Linked DNA regions of Homo sapiens: region 2 is linked to region 1. A link is an interaction called in ENCODE POLR2A ChIA-PET data of the cell type or tissue named here. Cell type or tissue: PC-9. All regions are shown on one strand. Links, peaks and the distances in the headings refer to the core of each region. The heading gives the core; the rest is flanking DNA. Region 1 overlaps POLN (DNA polymerase nu). Region 2 has its middle 12 kb from the start of FAM193A.

Region 1 (8,336 bases), core at 246-8,245:
GCCATATACACTCACTATGGTGTTGCATAATCCTTCCTCCTGGGGACCTGGCCTCTCCTTCAGTCAGTTGGTTCCAGGTCTGAAGTCACTTTACGAGAACTGTATCTACCCTGCTTCTGACAGGCAGCACCACCTGGCCTCTATGTCAGGATCCTATCTCCCTGACTGTTATCAGGAGGCATCTCCTATTATCAGCCCTGGTCTATAGCAGACACCACTGAGATTCTCAGTGAAGCCGATGCTCCCCACTCCCTCATCAGCTTTCATTATTGCTTCGGTAAATAGAGCATCCAGAGCGCCCTTCTGCAGAACAATGTTACCTGCTGAGTTTCCCAGCCCTCCACAATATGGCCATTCTAGCATGTCCACCTCTCCTGGCTTTTCATGCCTTCTTTTACCATCTGCCCTGGCAGTTCTAATCTTTCTCCTTCACTTAGTATGAACCCTCTCCTACAAGGAACTAAAAGCCATCCTAGCAGTATGTTGGCACCACCTCTTGGAATCTTCATCGGGTTGTCAAATCCAGTGTCTCTGAAGTGATCCCGCATAAATAAACTCTCCCTTATCCAACCTTAGTTCCACCTGCCTTGATCCAGCACCCTCAGACCCAGCCCACCATAGGTACTCTCCCAGGCCTGCTTGTATATGGCCAGTTAGGTCCTGCAGTTCCTTTGGAGTAGAATCTCTTTCGTCCCTGTGCCAGTTATCAACATACTGTCTCCCAGCTACAAATTCGCCTCTCAGCTACAAATTCACCCCTCGTTGCACCCCACGCCCTACAGAAAATACACCTCCTTTGCCACCTGGCACGATGTTAAGCTCCGTCAGCAGAGGGTGCTAGAGGGACGCTGTCAGAGATGAGGCCTCTGCTGTGCTTTGCTTTGCTTTCCTTTCTTCTTGCTCCTGCAGCTCTTAACCAGTGTACTAGACACCCATGAGCAGCCCCACTGGCCACTTCCCAGCTACTTCTGCAGACATTCTAGCCAGCCCTCCAGCAAGTTTCAGTCAATCCCCGTGGGCAGCTTCCTACTGAGTTTCACAAGCACCCCTACCAACTTCTCAGTGAGTTTAGTGATACCCCATAGGTGGGTTCCCACTTGCCAGACTGACTGGCACTTCAGCCAACTTCTTGGCCACCCAGTGGGCTACATCCACAACCTCTGACAGTCTGAATCTCGGCCTTGAGGGGAGAGACCCTGCTAAATTTGTCCCTTCCTTCGGCACCCCACTTCAGCCCTAGCAGGGGAGGCTGCTCCCTGTCTGCTCTTGCTGGATTCTTTAGAGTTTTCTCTAAAGCTATTCCTGGTAGCTACTCCTGCTAGTTAGTAATGCCTTAAACATTCCCTGTTCAAATTACTCTACGGTTTCTGTCCCTTGACTGGACTGTAACAGGCCCAGTACTTTTCGACAGGGTTATTTTGTGACTTAATGACCAGGAGAGGAGGAGGGGGCCGCAAAAAAGAAAAAGCCTGAACAAAACATTTATGAATCTTTTCACAATTTCTTATGAAATGACATACGTATGCATGTGTATAACTATACAAAAAGATCTGGGGAATTATGAACTTTGTTTGTTTTTTCTGTTTCTCCCTCCCCATCCCAAAAACTTCTCCTGAAGTATTATTACATAATGACGGAGCATGTCTTATTTTTCAAGACAGAAGCTCTCCATTGTTCTCCAGCAAAGGTGGGGGGAAGCGCTCAGGGTGGGGCCATTTCTGCAGGTCTCAGAGGTATCTGATACTCAAGATTTATTTTTTAAATAAAATTTATTATTATTATTTTTGAAACAGGGTCTCACTCTGTTACCCAGGCTGGAGTGCAGTGGCACAATCTCAGCTCCCTGCAACCTCCACCTCCCAAGCTCAAGCAACAGTCCCCCTTCCTCAGCCATCCAAATAGCTGGGATTCCGTGCCATCATGCCCCACTAATTTTTTGCAGAGATAACTGTGAAAGGAAAATAAAATCTTGGGAATCCCAAGTCACTAAGCTAAAGGGAAAAGTCAAGGTGGGAACTGCTTAGGGCAAACCTGCCTCCCATTCTATTCAAAGTCAAATTCTATGCCTCTGAGGTTCACCTGAGACAAATGGGGATCTGATTGCTTCCCCTCCCCACTGTTTATGTAAAAATACAGATTCACTAAATTGTGTATTCAGTGGAAGGCTGATCAAGGACTCAAAAGAATGCAACCTTTTGTCTCTTACCTACTTTTTGTTTGTTTTTGAAACAGAGTCTCATCCTATCCTTCAGGCTGGAGTGCAGTGGTGTGATCTTGGCTCACTGCAACCTCCACTTCCTGGTTCAAGGGATTCTCCTGCCTCATCCTCCCGAGCAGCTGGGATTACAGGCACCTGCCACCATGCTCGGCTAATATTCGATTTTTAGTAGAGACAGGGTTCCACCACGTTGGCCAGTCTGGTCTTGAACTCCTGACCTCAAGGGATCCACCCGCCTCAGCCTCCCAAAATACTGGGATTACAGGGGTGAGCTATCGCACCTGGCCCCTCTTATCTAATTCTAACCTGGAAGCCCCCTCTTCGAGTTGTCCCGCCTTACCAGACCGAACCAATTACATCTTACACATATTGAGGTTTCATGTCTTCCTAAAATGTTTAAAAGCAAACTACCCCCAGCCACCTTGGGCACGTCTCAGGACTTCCTAAGGCTGTGTCATAGGCATGTCCTTAACCTAGGCAAAATAAACTTTCTAAATTGAGACCTGCCTGTTATTTTGCATTCACATGGGTTTCGCCATGTTGCCCAAACTGGTCCGATACTCAAGATTTTTTTTTTCTTGGCTCCCTGTGGTATTTCAATCAAGATTTAAATATACCAATCCAAAGGTTCCCATCCTGTATCTCAGGGTCTGGTCCCTCTTTCCTCAGATCAAGACCTTAATCTTGGCCAGGTGGAGGTGGCTCATGCCTGTAATCCCAGCACTTTGGTAGGCTCAAGATGCCCAGGAATTCGAGACCAGACTGGGCAGCATGGTGAAACCCCATGTGTACTTAAAAAACAAACAAACAAAAAAAAAACTAGCCGGGCATGCACACCTGTAGTCTCAGCTACTCAGAAGAATCACCTGAGGTCCGGAGGCGGAGGTTAAAGTGAGCCTGATCAGACCTCCAGCCTAGGTATCACCAAAAAACAAAAAACAAAACAAAACAAAAACCCCTAGCACACCACCAGGGCTGAAAATTCAAGTTTCTCTGGAGCAATCAGGACTAAGTCTTGGGTCTACGGCTACAGGCTGTCACTTTATAGGCTGCCCAGGAAGCCCTCTGGCTTTCACGTTTAGCCTTTAATTGCTTATCACCCACGGCCTTTTTTTTTTTTTTTTTATTTTTCCACAGGATCTATTATTCCCAGCCACAGCCATCCAATTCCATTGTCTTCAACTGCCTTGTACTTCTCAGATGTGCAGTATTGTCCCAGCTGGTGCAGCTGCTCCCACTAGTAAGCCAGACAAACCCACCTTGAGCCAAAATTTTAACTCCACTGCTACCATCTGTATTGCACCCACAACTTGTGATGAGGTCATCAGTGCCAGCTTACCTGCGGGAGACCAAACTCCAAAATCACATGTCTACTTTCTCAGACCACTCCTGCCACCAACTGTAGCAGATCAGGTTCCCTGAGACTGAGATTTGTCAGCAGAAAGTTTACTGGGGAGTGGCCTTGGAGATCAGAAGAATGGAGCCTGGGGAAGCTGAAATGTGATACATTGCAAGAAATGCCTCAGCCAATGCCACCTGACGAGGGGGGTTGGGTTGGCACAGATATATACAAGCCATAATTACAGTCATGCAGGGATATGTTCTGAGAAATGCATCATTAGGTGATTTCATTGTTATGAAAACATCATAGATCAAGGGTCCCCAACCCCTGAAGTGAGGACCAGTACCTGTCTGTAGTCTGCTAGGAACAAGGCCACACAGCAGGAGGAGAGCAGCAGGTGAGTGAGCATTCCCACCTGAGTTCCGCCTCCTGTCAGATAGGCAGCAGCATTAGATTCTCATAGGAGCAAGAACTGTACTGTGAACTGCACATGCAAGGGATAATAGGTTGCGAGCTCCTTATGAGAATCTACCGCCTGACGATCTTAGGTGGAACAGTTTCATCCCAAAAGCATCCACCCGACCCCCATCCCGTGGAAAAATTGTCTTCCATGAAACCAGTCCCTGGCGCCAAAAGGTTGGGGACTGCTGTCATATAGTGAACTTACACAAACCTAGATGGCATAGCTTACTACACTCCTAAGCTGTATGATCTAGCCTGTAGCTCAAACCTGTACAGCATGTACTAGGCTACAAAGCTGTACAGCATGTTACTGCACTGAATACTGTAGGCAACTGTAACACAACAGTAAGTATTTGTGTATCTAAACATAGGTAAAAATACAGTATAAAAGATTAAAAAATGGTACTTATATAGGGCACTTACCATAAATGGAGCTTGCAGGACTTGGCATTTGCTCTGGGTGAATCAGTGAGTGGGGAGTAAGTGTGAAACCTTAGTGCATTACTGTACACTGATGTAGACTTCACAAACACTATACACTTAGGACACACTAAATTTATTTTTAAAAATTTTCTTTCTTCAATAATAAATTAACCTCAATGTACTTTAACGTTTTTTACTTTATACACTTTTAAATTTTTTAAACTTTTGAACTCTTTTATAACATTTACCTTAAGACAAAAACACATTGTACAGCTGAACAAAAATATTTTTTCTTCATATCTTGATTCCATAACCTTTTCTCTATTAAGATATTTAACTTTTTAAAAAATGTTCTTAACTTTCTTAAAACTAAGACACACACACACATTAGCCTAGGCCTACACAGGGTAAAGAGCATTAGTATCACTGTCTTCTACTTCTGTATCTTGTCCCCCTGGAAGGTCTTCAGAGGCACTAATACATATGGAGCTGTCACTTCCTATGATAAGAGTACCTTCTTCTGGATACCTCCTGAAGGACCTGCCTGGAGCTGTTTTACAATTAGCTTTTTTTTCATAAGAAGGAGTATACCCTAAAATAATGATAAAAAGTATATATAGTATCGTAAATATATAAACCAGTAACACAGTCATTTGTTTTCAAGTACTCTGTACTACATATAATTGTATATACAATTATACGTAGTATAGTACAGTGTAGTAGGCTATGCCATCTAGGTTTGTGTAAGTTGACTGTATGACATAGCTATATACTATATACAGAGTGCTATACTTTTATACACCTGGTAGTGCAGTAGGTTTGTTTACGCCAGCATCACAACAAAAACATAATGCAGCTGGGTGCGGTGGCTCATGCCTGTAATCTCAGCACTTTGGGAGGCCGAGGTGGGAGGATCACCTGAGGTCAGGAGTTCAAGATCAGCCTGGCCAACATGGTGAAACCCTGCCTCCACTAAAAATACAAAAATTAGCCAGGCGTGGTGGCAGGCACCTGTAATGCCAGCTACTCAGGAGGCTGAGACAGGAAAATCACTTGAACTGGGAGGTGGAGGTTGCAGTGAGCCGAGATTGCACCACTGCACTCCAGCCTGGGTGACAAGAGTGAAACTCTGTCTTGGGAAAAAAAAAAATGTAATGCATTGTGCTATGATAACAGTACAGCTATGATGTCACTAGGAGACAGGAATTTTTCAGCTCCATTATAATCTTATGGGACCACCAACATATATACGGTCTGTCGTTGACCAAAACATCATTCATTATGCAACACATGACTCTCCAACCATATAAATTATAATCATAGAAAAAAATTAACAAAAATATAAAAGGCACATACTAAGTTGTTAACATGGGTTAACAATAAGGGAGAGGGTTCGACAAGCAAAAAAAACCTTGAACCTTCTCACAATTTTATATTAAAACTATGTATGTATGCATGTATATAAATATGTAAAAAAAAATTTAAGAAAAATGTCTTTGGGAAGCCGAGGTGGGTGGATCACTTGAGGTCAGGAGTTTAAGACCAACCTAACCAACATGGCGAAACCCCGTCTCTACTAAAAATACAAAAATTAGCCAGGCATGGTGGTGGGCGCCTGTAATACTGGCTACTCAGGAGGCTGTGGCAGGAGAATCCCTTGAACCCAGGAGGGGGGGTTGCAGTGAGCCGAGATCGCACCACTGTACTCCAGCTTGGGTGACAGAGCAAGACTCCAACTCAAAAAAAAGAAAGAAAAGAAAAGAAAATTGTGTGGAATTACAGATTTTAGTTTTTTGTTTGTTTTTTCTAAAAAAAAAAACAAACACTTTTCCTAATGTATTACAAAAAGACGCCCCAAAAATGTTGTGGAAAAAATTTATAATACTAAAAAAAAATAGTAGGCCAGGCAGGCACAGTAGCTCATGTCTGTAATCCCAGCACTTTCAGAGGCTGAGGCAGGAGAATCGTGTGAGCCCAGGAGTTTGAGACCAGCCTGGGCAACATAGCAAGACCTCGTCTCCACACAAAAATAAAAAATTAGCCAGACACAGTAGCAAGTGCCTGTAGTCCCAGCTACTCAGGAGGCTGAGGTGGGAAGATTGCTTGAACCTGGGAGGTTCAGGCTGCAATGACCTGTGAACTCCAGCCTGGGCGACAGAGCAAGACCCTGTCTCGAAAAAAAAAAAAGTAAGTTTATCTCTCTCCCATGTTCTGAGGTGAATGGTCTCAGTAGGTGGTATAGCTGTTTTTTAAAGTCACTCAGGGGCCCAGGATCCTTCTAGCATGTTGTTCCACAATCCTCTAGGACACTGTTATCATTTGCAGGGTTGGAGAAGAATCATTTCAGCTCCAACCGATGGGAAGCAAAGAGGCCAGAGAAGCAGGCAGGCTGTCTTGGAGCCTCCCTTGGAAATGGCACCCGCTGAGCTCACAACTCACTGACAGGCACCTGGCCACTTGGTCAAACCTGACTGCAACAAGACTGAGCCATGTAGTGTAATTGTGTGCCTCAGAAAACAAGGATGGATTCAACGTGGTAAGAAATGAGTAATCGCTGCCAAAAAGTTATCTGGAATAATTTAAAATGCCCATGATTATGAAGTGGTTGCCATAAAAGGCAGGATAATTAATGGTTACATTTCAGCAGGGAGAGATTTTAATTGAGAAGTAAATTTTGAGGTGTTGGCAATGTAAGTGGTAGTTACATGGATGTTCTCTTACATTAATGTGTTTTGCATTTTTAGTGTTTTTCATGACAAAGTGTTTCTAAATAAGGATCTATACTTGTTTCAAGAAGATATAACAGTCCAATCTTTACTGAATGTGTATCTTGAGTCACCTCAGTCAGTCTAGCAGATAAGAAAATTAGACCCCAAAATGACAAGTATCACAGGTTTAATACAGTTTGGTGTGACTTAGTGTTTGTAAAAGTAAATATGTGTAGTTTATTTCCATTAATTTCTGAGTTGAAATTCCATATTTATTTGGTATGAAATAGGCTCATGGAAATAAAAGGCTAATTTACAATATTTTTCTTAGAAGAATTTGACATAACAGCTCAGTATTTCACAAGAATCCAGAGTCAATTAAAACTTTAGGTCCAGCATCACTCATCAATAATCCACCAGCAATCCAACTTTAATTTGGATTCATATGATGAAGGAATAAAACTGGTGAGAATCTGTGGTGGAAAGACTCCAAGGTGGCCCTATGATCCCTGCCTCTTGGTATCATGTCCTCACATAACCCCAAACCGCTTTGAGGGTGAATGGGACTATTGATTAGCTTCTAACCAACAGAACACACCAAAGGCAGCAGCATGTATTTGATCACATTATATAAAACTGTAATGTCAGTGCTGCTAGGGAAAGTGAGCTGCCATATTGTAGGTTGCCCACATAGAGGATCACATGACAGGAACTGGGGATGCCTTCCAGACACCAGCCAGTGAGAAACTGAGACCCTTGGTCTGAAAGTCTACAAGAAACTGAATTCTGTCAACAACCATGTGAGCTTAGAAGAGAATGCTTCCCCACTGCAGCCTCAGGAGAGACACCAGACCTGGCTGACACCTGGAGTCCACCCTTGCAGAGGACCTAGCAGAGTCAGGTCCAGGCTCCTGACGCACAGAAACTGTACAACAATAATTGTGTTTTTTAAGCCAATAAGTTTGTATTAATAATGTTATACAGCAATAGAAAATACAAAATCCTTATGAAAATTCCACTATTTTTACAAATCCAAGAGAGAAAAGTAGTATCATATCTTTTTCTATTACCTTCTCAATAACCTTAACAAACAAAAGCCAGAATTTTAACGGGGTATTTTATTTTCAGAGATGAGATCTTGCTATGTTGCCTAGGCTGGACTCGAACTCCTGGGCTCAAGTGA
Region 2 (8,336 bases), core at 19-8,018, 300 kb after region 1:
GCATGTAACAATGTACTACAACATGACAGCTAAGCTGTCACTAGGCAATAGGCATTTTTCAGCTCCATTATACTCAACGGGACCACCATTGTGTATGTGGTCTGCTGACTAAGGTCTACAGCAGCACATGACTGTATTTGATTTTCTAGCAGACACTATACTTGCATTTCTCTGATAACTTCACCCTATTCATGATACTTTGTCCTTCTATATGTTTGTTTGTTTGTTTTTGTTTTGTTTGTTTGTTTTTTTTGAGATGGAGTAGCTGGGATTACAAGCACCCGCCACCATGCCCGGCTAATTTTTGTATTTTCAGTAGAAACGGGGTTTCACCATGTTGGCCAGGCTACTCTTGAACTCCTGACCTCAGATGATCTGCTGTCCTTGGCCTCCCAAAGTGCTGGGCTTACAGGCGTGAGCCACCATGCCTGGTCACTACTGTACATTTCAAGACCCCCAGTGGATGCCTGAAACCTCAGTACCAAATTGTATATATATTGGTTTTTTCTTATACGTATGTACTTACACATGATAAAGTTTAATTTACAAATTAGGCACAGTAAGAGGTTAGCAACTAATAAAATATTGTATATGTAGTACTTTTTTTTTTTTTTTGAGATGGAGTCTTGCTCTGTCACCCAGGCTGGAGTGCAGTGGCATGATCTCTGCTCACTGCAAACTCCGCCTCCTGGGTTCCAGCAATTCTCCTGTCTCAGCCTCCTGAGTAGCTGGGATTACAGGCGTGCACCACCGTGCCCGGCTAATTTTTGTATTTATAGTAGAGATAGGGTTCACCATGTTGGTCAGGCTGGTCTCGAACCCCTGACCTCGTGATCCACCTGCCTCGGCCTCCCAAAGTGCTAGGATTACAGGCGTGAGTCACTGTGCCCAGCGCAGTACTTTCTTTTCCAGTGTTTTGTGTGTGTTTTGTAGAGACAGGGTCTCACTATGTTGCCCAGGCTGGTATTGAGCTCCTGGCCTCCAGCAATCCTCCTGAATATGGTCTGAAAATATTTCATTGTAGTGTGTGCTATGAGTAACTGTGTTCTCAAAGCAAAAACATAGAAAGCGGTGTACTGCTGTATTATATTTTAAGATTCATTAATGTTTGTAGTTCATTTTTCTCACTGTATATTATTTTATTAGATGGATATGCTTCAATTTATCCACTATTTGGGTCATTTAAGTTTTGGGGCTAGGCCGGGCGCGGTGGCTCACGCCTGTAATCCCAGCACTTTGGGAGGCCGAGGCGGGTGGATCATGAGGTCAGGAGATCGAGACCATCCTGGCTAACAAGGTGAAACCCCGTCTCTACTAAAAATACAAAAAATTAGCCGGGCGCGGTGGCGGGCGCCTGTAGTCCCAGCTACTTGGGAGGCTGAGGCAGGAGAATGGCGTGAACCCGGGAAGCGGAGCTTGCAGTGAGCCGAGATTGCGCCACTGCAGTCCGCAGTCCGGCCTGGGCGACAGAGCGAGACTCCGTCTCAAAAAAAAAAAAAAAAAAAAAGTTTTGGGGCTAATAGCCAAAAAATGAGCGTTCTGTGTGTCTCTTTTGGTGCAGTTTTGCTCGCATATCTAATGGATATATACTTAAAAGTGAAATTACTGGACTATAGAGTACGAACATACTGAAAAGCTCACAAATATATGGAAATTAAATAGAACACTTAACCAATGGGTCAAAGAAGAAATCACAAGAGAAATTAGAAAATACCTTGAAAAGGGTGAAAATAAAAAGAAAACATACCAAAATTTATGCAGCAGAAGCTCTGCTCAGGGGAATATTTGTAGATATAAACAACTACATTAAAACATCTCAGCCAGGCGCGGTGGCTCACGCCTGTAATCCCAGCACTTTGGGAGGCCAAGGCGGGCAGATCACGAGGTCAGGAGATCGAGACCATCCTGGCTAACATGGTGAAACCCCGTCTCTACTAAAAATACAAAAAAGTTAGCCGGGCATGGTGGTGAGCGCCTGTAGTCCCAGCTACTCCGGAGGCTGAGGCAGGAGAATGGCGTGAACCCAGGAGGTGGAGCTTGCAGTGAGCCTAGGTCGTGCCACTGCACTCCAGCTTGGGTGACAGAGCGAGACTCCGTCTCAAAAAAAAAAACTCAAACCAATACATAATTGTATACCTTAAGAAACAAACAAACAAAAAACTAAATAAAAAGTTAGCAGAAGGAAGGCCATAATAAAGATTAGAGTCAAGATAGGCCCGGCGCGGTGGCTCACACCTGTAATCCCAGCGTTTTGAGAGGCGGAGGCAGGTGGATCACCTGAGGTCAGGAGTTCAAGACCAGTGTGGCCAATATGGTGAAACCCCATCTCTACTAAAACTACAGAAATTAGCTGGGCGTGGTGATGCACACCTGTAATCCTAGCTACTAGGGAGGCTGAAGCATGAGAATCGCTTGAACCCGGGAGGTGGAGGTTGCAGTGACCCAAGATCACACCATTGCACTGTAGCCTGGGCAACAGAGTGAGACTCCATCTCTAAATACATAAATTGGCTGGGCGTGGTGGCTCACGCCTGTAATCCCAGCACTTTGGGAGGCCAAGGTGGGCAGATCACCTGAGGTCAGGATTTTGAGACCAGCCTGGCCAACATGGTGAAACCCCGTCTCTACTAAAAATACAAAAATTAGCTGGGCATGGTGGTGGGTGCCTGTAAGCCCAGCTACTTGGGAGACTGAGGCAGAAGAATCGCTTGAACCTGGGAGGTGGAGGTTGCAGTGAGCCAAGATTGCACCATTGCACTCCAGCTTGGGTGACAGAGTGAGACTCCATCTCAAAAAAAATAGATAAAGAAACCGGGCGGCATGGTGGCTCACGCCTGTAATCCCAGCACTTTGGGGGGCCGAGGCAGGCAGATCATCTGAGGTCGGGAGTTCAAGACCAGCTCTTGACCAACATGGAGAAACCCCATCTCTACTAAAAATACAAAATTAGCCAGGCGTGGTGGTACATGCCTGTAATCCCAGCTACTCAGGAAGGCTGAGGTGGGAGAATCACTTGAACCCGGGAGGCAGAGGTTGCGGTGAGCTGAGATCCCGCCACTGCACTCCAGCCTGGGCAACTAGAGCAAAACTCGGTCTCAAATAAATAAATAAAAGAAAAAATTAAAAAGTTAAGGATGGCTGGGCACGGTAGCTCACGCTTGTGATCCCAGCACTTTGGGAGGCCAAAGCAGGTGGATCACAAGATCAGGAGACCCAGATCATCCAAGTAACACAGTGAAACACCATCTGTACTAAAAATACAAAAAATTAGCTGGGCGTGGTGGCGGGCGCCTGTAGTCCCAGCTACTTGGGAGGGTGAGGCAGGAGACTCGCTTGAACCTGGGAGGCAGAGGTTGCAGTGAGCCGAGACTGCAGCACTGCACTCCCGCCTGGCAACAGAGCGAGACTTCGTCTCAAAAAAAAAAAAAAAAAAAGTTAAGGATAGGACATGACTACCGACTTTACAGAAGTAAGGATTATCACACACTACTGTGAGCAACTGTTTGCCAAAAAATGGGATAATATAGATGAATTCCTAGAAACACACTACCAAAACTGATTCATAAAGAAACAGAATTAAATAGTCCTGCAGCAAGTGAAACTGCAACAATCGAAAACTTCCCAACAAAGAAAAGCCCAGGACCAGATGACTTCACTGGTGAATTATTTTTTATTTATTTTTTTAATTTTTTGAGATGGAGTCTCACTCTGTCCCCCAGGCTGGAGTGCAGTGGTGCAATCTCAGCTCATTGCAAGCTCCGCCTCCCGGGTTCAAGCGATTCTACTGCCTCAGCCTCCCAAGTAGCTGGGACTACAGGTGCCCGCCACTATGCCTGGCTAATTTTTTTTTTTTTTGTATTTTTAGTAGAGACGGGGTTTCACCGTGTTAGCCAGGATGGTCTCGATCTCCTGACCTCGTGATCCACCCACCTCAGCCTCCCAAAGTGCTGGAATTACAGGCGTGAGCCACTGCGCCCGGCCTTTTTTTTTTTTTTTTTTTTGAGATGGAGTCTCACTTTGTCACCCACGCTGGAGTGCAGTGGCACGATCTCGGCTCACTGCAACCTCCGCCTCCCAGGTTCAAGCAATTCTCCAGCCTCAGCCTCCCGAGTAGCTGGGATTACAGGCGCCCACCACTACGCCCAGCTAATTGTTTGTATTTTTAGTACAGACGAGGTTTCATCATGTTGGTCAGGCTGGTCTCAAACTCCTGACCTCATGATTTGCCCAACTCGGCCTCCCAAAGTGCTGGGATTTTTTTTTCTTTTTTCTTTTTCTTTTTTTTGACAGAGTTTTGCTATTGTTGCCCAGGCTGGAGTGCAATGGCGTGATCTCGGCTAACTGCAACCTCTGCCTCCCAGGTTCAAGTGATTCTCCTGCCTCAGCCTCCCGAGTAGCTGGGACTACAGGCACCTGCCACCATGCCCGGCTAATTTTTTGTATTTTTAGTAGAGATGGGGTTTCACCATGTTAGCCAGGATGGTCTCAATCTCCTGACCTCGTGATCTACCCACCTCAGCCTCCCAAAGTGCTGGGATTGCAGGCATGAGCCACTGCACCCGACCTTCACTGGTGAATTCTAACAAACGTAAAAGAAAATAAAGACTAATCTTTCTGAGGCCAGGCACGGTGGCTCATGCCTGTAATTCCAGCACTTTAGGAGGCCAAGGCAGGCGGATCACCTGAGGTCAGGAGTTCGAGACAAACCTTGCTGAGGTGGTAAAAACCCATCATTACTAAAAGCACAAAAATTAGCCAAGAACAGTGGTGGGCGCCTGTAATCCCAGGTACTCAGGAGGCTGAAACCGGAGAATCGCTTGAACCTGGGAGGCGGAGGTTGCAGTAAGCCGAGATCGTGCCATTGCACTCCAGCTGGGGTGACAAGAGCAAAACTCTGTCTCAAAAAAAAAAAAAAAAAAAAAAAAAAGGCCAGGCGTGGTGGCTCACGCCTGTAATCCCAGCACTTTGGGAGGCCAAGGCAGGTGGATCACGAGGTCAGGAGATAGAGACCATCCTGGCTAACACGGTGAAATCCTGTCTCTACTAAAAAAAAAATTAGCAGGGCGTGGTGGCAGGCGCCTGTAGTCCCAGCTATTCAGGAGGCTGAGGCAGGAGAATGGCATGGAGGCAGGAGAATGGCATGAACTCAGGAGGCGGAGCTTGCAGTGAGCCGAGATTGCGCCACTGCACTCCAGCCTGGGCGACAGGGCGAGACTCCGTCTCAACAACAACAAAAAAAAGACTAATCTTTCTCAAACTTCATTGTAAAATGAACGGGAAAGAAAACTTTCTCACTCATTTTGTGAGGTCAATAGTACCCTAATACTGAAGCCACCTAAAGACGTTGCAAGAAAATAAAACTGCAGAACTGGCCAGGCGCGGTGGCTCACGCCTGTAATCCTACCACTTTGGGAGGCTGAGGCAGATGGATTACCTGAGGTCAGGAGTTCGAGACCAGCCTGGCCAATGTGGTGAAGAAACCCTGTCTCTACTAAAAATATAAAACTTAGCTGGGCGTGGTGGTGGGTGCCTATAATCCCAGCTACTCGAGAGGCTGAGGCAGGAGAATCGCTTGAACTCAGGAGGCAGCAGTTGCAGTGAGCTGAGATCACGCCATTGCACTCCAGCCTGGGTAACAAGAGTGAAACTCTGTCTCAAAAAAAAATTGTAGAACAATGTATTTTATTAATATAGATGCAAAAATCCTAAACAAAACACCTTTTCATGATAAAAACCCAAGTGCAGAAGAAAACTATCTCAACATTATAAGGGCCATATTAAAAGGCCACATTTCGCCAGGCGTGGTGGCTGATGCCTGTAATCCCAGCCTCAGCCTTTGGGAGGCCTAGGCGGGTGGATCACTTAAGGTCAGGAGTTCGAGACCAGCCTGGCCGAGAAGGTGAAACCCCATCTCACCGTGTGTACAAACACTCATTTTGTATTTCTAAAACTATAAAAATTAGCCGGGCATGGTGGTGCACGCATGTAGTCCCAGTTACTTGGGAGGCTGACGCAGGAGAATGGCTTGAATTAAGGAGGCAGAGGTTGCAGTGAGCTGAGATCATGCCACTGCGCTCCAGCCTGGGCGACAGAGTGAGATTCTGTCTAAAAAAAAAAAAAAAAGAAACCCACATTAATATTATATTCAGTGGTGAAAGACTGAAAGCTTGAAAGCTTGTCACCTTAGATCCAGAAACAAGACAAGAACGCTTGCTGTTGCCGCTTCTACTGAACCAAATACTGGAAGTTCTAGTCAGAGCAATTAAGCAAGAAAGAAACAGGCTGCATCCAAATTGGAAGTGAAGAAGTAGAACTATCTCTGTTCACAAATGACATATTATATATAGAAAACCGGCCAGGCATGGGGGCTCACGCCTGTAATCCCAGCATTTTGGGAGGCCCAGGTGGGCGGATCACTTGAGGTCAGAATTTTGAGACCAGCCTGACCAACATGGTGAAACCCTGTCTCTACTAAAAATACAAAAATTAGCCGGGCATGGTGGCGGGCACCTGTAATCCCAGCTACCTGGGAGGCTGAGGCAGGAGAATTGCTGGAACCCGGGAGGCGGAGGCTGCAGTGAGCCAAGATTGCGCCACTGCACTCCAGCTTGGGTGACAGAGCGAGACGCCATCTTAAAAAAAAAAAAAAGAAGAAGAAAAGAAATAAAAAGAACTTGTGTATCAAAGGATGCTATCAAGAGTAAATGGCATATTTGCACATAATTTACAAAATAAAATTTTTTAAATATGAAAAGACAACCTGCAGGATGGGAGAACATTTGCAAGTCATCTGATATTGGATTAATACTCAGAATATATAAAGTACTACAACTCAACAACAGAAACAGACAACCTGCCAGGTGCGGTGGCTCACGCCTGTAATCCCAGCACTTTGGGAGGCTGAGCCGGGTGGATCACGAGGTTAGGAGTTTGAGACCACGCTGGCTAACATGGTGAAACCCCGTCTCTACTAAAAATACAAAAAATTAGCCGGGCGTGGTGGTGGGCGCCTGTAGTCCCAGCTACTCGGGAGGCGGAGGCAGGAGAATGGCGTGAACCTGGAAGGCGGAGCTTGCAGTGAGCCAAGATCGCGCCACTGCACTCCAGCCTGGGCAACAGAGCAAGATTCCATCTCAAAAAACAAACAAACAAACAAAAAAACCACAGACAACCCAATTTGAAAATGGACAAAGGACTTAAATAGATATTTCTCCAAAGAAGGTATATAAATGGCCTACGTACTCCAGGGGTTCACATGGGAAGATTGCTTGAGCCCAGGGGGTCAAGGCTGCTGTGAGCCATGAACGGTGCCACTGCATTCCAACCTGAATGACAGAGCAAGACGCTCTCTCTAAAAAACAATAAATGAAAAATTTAAACAGTAGAGGTTACCACAGCCTGAGGGTAGGGGGAATGTAAAGTTACTGTTTAATGGCTACAGAATTTCTGTCTGAGATGATAAAAAAAAGTTCTGAAAATAGTGGTAAAAGTTGCCCAACATTCTGAATATAGATAATGCCACGGAGTTGTACACTTAATGATTAAAATAGTCAGTTTTGGCTGGGCACGATGGCTCATGCCTGAAATGCCAGCACTTTGGAGGGCTGAGGTGGGTGGATCACAAGGTCAGGAGATAGAGACCAGCCTGGCCAACATGGTGAAACCCTGTCTCTACTAAAACTACAAAAATTAGGGAGGCCGAAGCGGGCGGATCACCTGAGGTCAGGAGTTCAAAACCAGCCTGACTAACATGAGGAAACCCCGTATCTACCAAAAATACAAAATTAGCCGGGCGTGGTGGTGCATGCCTGTAATCCCAGCTACACGGGAGGCTGAGGTAGGAGAATTGCTTGAACTCAGGAGGTGAAGGTTGCGGTGAGCCAAGATCACGCCATTGCACTCCAGCCTGTGGCAACAAGAGCGAAACACCATCTCAACAAAAAAAAAAGAAAGAAAAAGAAAAAGCCAGGCACTGTGGCTCACACCTGTAATCCCAGCACTTTGGGAGGCCAAGGTGGGTGGATCACGAGCTCAGGAGATCGAGACCATCTTAGTTAATGCGGTGAAATCCCATCTCTACTAAAAATACAAAAACTTAGCCAGGCATGGTGGCACGAGCCTGTAGTCCCAGCTACTTGGCAGACTGTGGTGGCGTGCACCTGTAATCCCAGCTGCTAGGGAGGCTGAGGCAGGAGAATCGCTTGAATCCGGGAGGCGGAGGTTGCAGTGAGTAGAGATTGCGCTGCTGCACTGCAGTGTGGGCAACAGAGGAAGCCTCCAGCTCAAAAAAAAAAAAAAGTTTTGGCTCGATGTGGTGGCTCACACCTGTAATCCCA

Evidence for each region. ChIA-PET counts read pairs that join two places held together with the same protein. Peaks named below come from ENCODE experiments on the same cell type or tissue, not always from the same donor. Only the 100,000 strongest peaks of a DNase experiment are listed, where the experiment ranks them.
Region 2: POLR2A ChIA-PET joins it to region 1 with 14 read pairs; 6 of 35 experiments call an interaction of 5 or more read pairs at or near these places.

What each region holds. Positions count from the first base shown.
Region 1 is chr4:2,219,370-2,227,705 of GRCh38, forward strand. All of the region lies in intron 3 of POLN (DNA polymerase nu), which reads right to left. Among named protein-coding and RNA genes, the nearest start is that of HAUS3, 19 kb to the right of the region's middle. RefSeq lists a silencer at 761-850 and an enhancer at 1,792-2,716. In PC-9, for the core only: CTCF peaks have their summits at 814 (motif pointing right) and 1,014; DNase peaks (open chromatin) are centred at 852 and 3,662.
Region 2 is chr4:2,520,922-2,529,257 of GRCh38, forward strand. No RefSeq gene overlaps it. Among named protein-coding and RNA genes, the nearest start is that of FAM193A, 12 kb to the right of the region's middle. In PC-9, for the core only: no CTCF peak of the experiment used is centred there; no DNase peak of the experiment used is centred there.